Regions from separate parts of the Homo sapiens genome. Here region 2 is linked to region 1. Evidence: chromatin contacts called from ENCODE Hi-C data. All regions are on one chromosome and are shown on one strand. Each heading gives the region's core, a stretch centred on a gene start or an enhancer-like site at or near the end of the contact. The rest is flanking DNA. Distances are from core to core; before and after follow the strand shown.

Region 1 (2,700 bases), core at 26-2,525:
TACAAAGATAGTCGGTTCTTTTTCTATTATTTTTCTCTTTCTTCACAAAAATAGAAAAATGTCTCTGCAATTTATCCTCCAATAAGCGTTCTATTGGAATCGATGTAAATGGGTACCCTTTGTCCCTCTCACCTCTGTGCTAACAGCATTGTTTAACTCTGATCCCATTTATCTAGTAAGCTTTGCTCATTTAAAAAAGTAAATTCATGACATCCACTGCAATATACAAAAAGTCTATCATACAGGCTGGCAGCACATTGGAAGTTCTGAACTAACATAACTAACAAAAATAGCCACATTTCTCAATTCTGTGACACAAAAAGCAGATAGCAACATGTGTAATGCACCAAAGATCTAGCTAGAGTTTAAAGAATCTAAATAAATAAAAAAATTAAATGCCCGGATATAATTCTTAATAAGCTATTTTACCTCAAGAAAAATCTAAGGCTGTCTTTAAAATCTCTTTCCAGTTTTACTGTATCCTTTCTGTATGGGCAGCATAACAGAATTTCCAGAAACAGGGGCCGTTTTTAAATCCCCAGTGATAGCTGCCTTTATCTGCACTGTGGAAAATGACACACTGTATCATGCCTTTCTGGACAGTCCATAGGTTTTATTTACATTGCTTTGAGAAACAGACGAAAGACATGTTTTTTTACAATTGTCTTACAGCAATCTGTTCTGAGAGTAACATGTAACACAAATTTTTATATGCAATATATGAAAACATAAATATTTATATATACAATAACATAACCAGACAAATAAATGAAGTTACTATTAAGTCTCTTTAAGTATAAATTTACAAACTGACCACCAGCCACAGAACTTAGCCCTGTAATGGAGAAAAATTATTACTGGCTTAAAAAAATATTAAAATATCACTGTCACTAACATGAAAAAAATTAAAAACAGAAAATAAAAAACAATAACCACCGGAAAACCTGTGTCTTGTAAAGATTTCTTTCCATCAGAAGATGCAGAAACATTTTTCCCCCTGGAGCAAATGAAAACGTTTCTCATGCACCCCCCGTTTCTTCCCTGCTTTCTCCCCCAGGCGCGGGTGTAGACGGCCGGTGTGGACTTTTTTCCAGAGATGAGAAGTAAAAATTTGTACTTTATCGGGAGCGGGTGCACTTTTCCCCCTGGCCCCCCTTTGCTCTGCCTCCAAGATGGTAGGAAAGTTGTCGTTTCGGAGGGCAGAGGAGCAGCTCTCTGGTGTTATGTCCTCGCAGTGCCTGTAGTGGTGCTGTAGGAGGCTGCTGCCTCTTCTTGTACAGCCCCGGCAGCCCTGCCTTCTTGGCTGGAGAGTATATTCAGGGATTTCCCCTTAATAATCACCGACCCTGGGAGCACTTTTTAGTTTCCAAAATAAAAATATGATCCTCACCCCTCTTGCTTGACAGGGAAAGGCTCTCGCCGGAGCCCAGGGGGGAGCAGTAGCAGCGGCAGCCGAGCTTCCTAGTCCATTGCCAGCGCCTCTCACTCTGATCTGTCAGCCCAGCCGAGGGAACAGGGGGGAAGGAGAAAAAAAAAAGCAGCTGAAAGGTAAGCAGAGGCGGCCCCAGGCCCGGCCCACATCCCCGGGCTCCCGTAGGGCGGCGGGCTGGGCCGCGCAGGCTGGGCGGGCGGCGAGCGCGCTTACGTGAGGCCGGGGATTCGCCGGCCCACGCCAGGCCCCGGGCGGAGAATGAAAGGGTGAGTGGGGCCGGCGCCCGGGTGGTGGAGGCCGGGGGCCTGAGGGCCTCCGGGGCGCCCGCGGGCGGCGACGGCGGGCGGGCAGGGGTCCAGCCGGAGCCGGAGTGGGGCGAGCGGAGCGGCCTGCGCGGGCCAGGTGGGGGTGTGCGGCGGGAGGGGGGGGCGCCGGTAGGCCTCGGGCCGGTAGGCCCCACGGCAGCCGCGCCCTGCCCCCGCACCCCGGGCCTCCGCGCGCCCCCTCGAGTCCCCCGGGGTCTCCGGGTGGGACGGCGGCGCTGCTGGGCCGAATCCCGCGCCGGCCCGGAGGCTTTCCCGCGGGGCGGCAGGCCCGGGCTGCCGGGACAGGGGCGTCAGGGCCTAGGAGTGGGGAGTGGGGAATGGGCGCCCGGCTCCCCTTCCCCCGGGTCTCTCGCAGACGGCCCCCAGATTCCGGTAAGAGTTGAATTTATTTATCCCCCTCCTCCGCGCTCCGGACGGCCAGGCCGGGGCGGGGCGGGGCGGGCGGCCTGGCGGGCGTGGGGTCGGGTGGAGGGGCGGTGAGGAGTCAGGTGCAGCCGCGGCCCAGAAAGTTTCCTTTTAGGCCCGAACTGGGGGCCGCTGTCTCTCCGGGGAGCCCTGGTCCTAGCGCCCGGGACCCCCCAGGGCGTGGGGGAGCGCACTCGGCTATTTTGAAACTCTTTGCCAGTTCCTGTCCATTGAAGAAGGTACTCCGCCCCTGCACCCCTCGCCCGCGCCCCACCCAACTCCCCGCGAGCCCATTCGGGGCTGCTAACTCCAGCCCCTTCCCCCTAGAGCCCCCCAGGTTGGGGAGAGGGCCTTCTCTTCCGGTTTGGAAAAGTTTGCAAGGGGCTTTTCTTAGCTTTATTAGTTAGTGACTGGGTTTTTGGGGTGGGAAGGAGGAGGTAAACTCAGGTGGTGTTTCTGCCGGACAATCTTTCCCTATTGCCTTTTTTAGCCCTTACCCCACCAACTGGGGGTGTTATTTTCAGCTTGAGTACCCAC
Region 2 (2,700 bases), core at 97-2,596, 5.6 Mb after region 1:
GAAATTTCTGCAATGGGGAATAAGTTGAACCAGAAACCTTTCAAGATTAAGGCTCAACAGTTCTTTTAAACGTTTTGCCAGGAAGAAACTTTAAAATCAAAGATCACTATCTATCTCAAAGACAGTAGAACACAGAAACTCCCCACAAACTGTTGCATCTCACACACCTGAAAGGGATCCTAACATAGAAATCTAGTTCATCTCCCAAAAAATCCAGTCTGGAATATCAAATCTCACTTTACTAATTAGGAAACCACAGCTGGACTGCCCTCCCCAATAAGCTGGTTCTGACACAATTCCTTAATTTAATAAACGACACTGTCAATCGCCTATTCAAATCCTCATGCCAGAAATCTGGGAGTGTTCCTTGACACTGCCCTGCAACCCCCTACATCAATGACCTCACCAAGGGAAACTTTAGGAGCCAGAACCAGGCATTTGGGGTACTGTTCCAGGGTGATTTACCATATAGACACTGAGACATTATGATAGTGATTACAACTGTGTTGGAGCTCCAGTTCCAACGTTTCATAGCTATGTGATCTCAACACCTCTTCGTCTCAATTTCCAGATTTATAAAACCATAAAAAATAAGGGCATCTCCTTGTAGGGACTAAATGAGCCAATGTATGTACAGTGTCTAGTACGGGACCTGGTAAACTATCAGCACTCAATACCAGCACTCTGTGACACTTGTCCGGCCAGCATCTCGACTATCTCTAAATACGAAATACTCAGTTCCACATCCAATTCTCCTGAATTGGATACCTCATCTAAAAAATCATTGTCCCTATTCTCTACTGAAATCCTACCTGTACATCAAGCAGCTCAAGTTCTAAGTTCCAAGTTCTCCCTAGTCTTCCATCACCCCTTCGCCTTCAGCCAGCCTCTCCAAACGAGAGGGCTCCTTCGAGAACTTTGGCACGCAGTCCCTAACATTCATTCCGCAGACACGTACTGAGCGCTCACAATGCCCTAGAAACTGTTCAAGGGAGTAGAGCAGTCCCAGAGACAGAAATATCTTCCCTTAAGTAGCTGACCTAACTGGTGGCTCTCCCCGCTCGCCCTGCCGGACGCTCAAATCTCAGAAACAAGAGGCAGCGACTCAAAGCCAAAACAGGACTCCGTCAACGAACCCCTCGTAGCCGGAGAGGGGCCGCCGTCCCGGATCCCGGAGGACAGAGGGCGGAAGACGAGCCGGAGACCGAGGCGGACAGCGCCTAGAGAACCGACTCAAGAACGACACCGATCCCGACAGGGAGAGGGCGGTCACGTCAACTGCCGCAGGCCACTAACTTACCTCTCTTTCAGCGTGGGGCACCCCCACCCAGCTCCGGGAGCTCGGCGAGCAGCAGCGGCTGCGGCTTGGGTTTAAACGCCACAGCCGTTGGCGGTTGCCCCATCAGCCAATCGGGTCCTGCGAAGATGGAGCAAGGGAGGGCGGTTACTAGGAAGTGAAAGGCGGAAAGGGCGGGACGCCGCTGCTAGGGCAGGAAGGGGCGTGCCCAGGCGAGCCGGGGGCGGCACAGTCTGCGTGACAGGGGTGCTCTTCCGCCCTGTGTTGGTGGCGGTCCGCTGTCTCCTGAAGCGTTGATGGAAAAGGAAACTCTCCTCTGACATTCATTATCAATCACATGTCTGAAAGGCTTGACAGCCACCTCAAGTCTGTTAGAAGGTTTATGTTGTTTACTGGGATACTACCCACCCACATCTTACCATTTCTTCTGCATCCTTGCATTTCCAAGTGTGACGCCAGCACATTTAGTTTTCACTTAAAAGCTCTCCCCGTTTTTCTTTTAACTTTCTGGGGGAAAAGCAGCAATGACATTTCGTTGCAAACCCCGGATCTCATTAATATTTAGGTCTTGCACTAATGGTCTGTTTTAGCTGAATATACAAGAATGACGTTTTCCATTATACACAACTACATTTTAAAAATGTATTATTCACCTTATATTCCATGTCAATTCGCTTATTTTTCGCAAATTACTTTCATAATTTTTACAAAGAATTTGGAGAAACTACAAAGAATAAAATTTCCTCTTTGTATGCCATTGGACTGAAAATGAAAATAGCTTGTTAAATCAAGGTTCCAATAATTGATGATACAGTAATGCAGTCAGCTTCATATTCTTGTCAATTTTTTGTTCATTCGAAGACATTTGAGAATTACAGCTTTCCATTTTTACTTTAAAGAATCTAGACAAATGATGCAAAACATGCTTTTGAGTTAAGATCTTTTAGTCTAATATAAATCACGATCAGTCTCCAAACAGATCTGGTTACATGAATCTTGTGTAAGTAGAAAAGTATTTACTGATTGTCCAGCTGCTAAAATTCCAGAAGACAGTGGTTTACAAAGTAATATACTGGTTATAGAAATTTATGCTTACCTAGGAGTTAACTAGCACTATATCTTGTTTACCCAGCCTGACACATTAAATGCTCAATGTATGTTATATGTTTTTTTAAATGAACCTTGTAGTGACTGTGCCATTTAATGGTTATTTAATCTTGGCCAAACTACTTAATCTCTCTGGGCTTCTGTTTCCTTATTTGTAAAATGGAGTTAAACAGCATCCCATATATTTTTATGATGGTTTCAATCAATGGGCCCTTTTGTTCAAATACATTAATATTGCTCTCTTCCCAATGGACACATTTTGTAGTTACAGCTTCAAAACCAAAACAAATAGAAAA

What was found. Hi-C counts contacts between places; a loop is a spot of excess contacts on that map. Pooled maps may share reads with other maps.
Region 2: a pooled map shows a loop between it and region 1 (8-fold over the local background). The contact joins the promoter of SGO2 here to the promoter of INO80D in region 1. A Hi-C loop is called at or near these places in 7 of 50 pooled maps.

The regions. Positions count from the first base shown.
Region 1 is chr2:206,084,749-206,087,448 of GRCh38, reverse strand. It overlaps INO80D (INO80 complex subunit D), which reads left to right and starts at 1,275. Exons shown (of 11, transcript NM_017759.5): 1 at 1,275-1,548. INO80D-AS1 (INO80D antisense RNA 1) reads right to left here. Exons shown (of 2, transcript NR_186084.1): 2 at 1-1,492. RefSeq lists enhancers at 1,019-1,128, 1,139-1,188, 693-1,512, 1,239-1,528 and silencers at 1,579-1,788, 1,869-2,038, 2,059-2,258, 2,299-2,348, 2,250-2,544.
Region 2 is chr2:200,524,853-200,527,552 of GRCh38, reverse strand. SGO2 (shugoshin 2) reads right to left here and starts at 1,346. Exons shown (of 9, transcript NM_152524.6): 1 at 1,301-1,346. RefSeq lists a silencer at 1,428-1,477.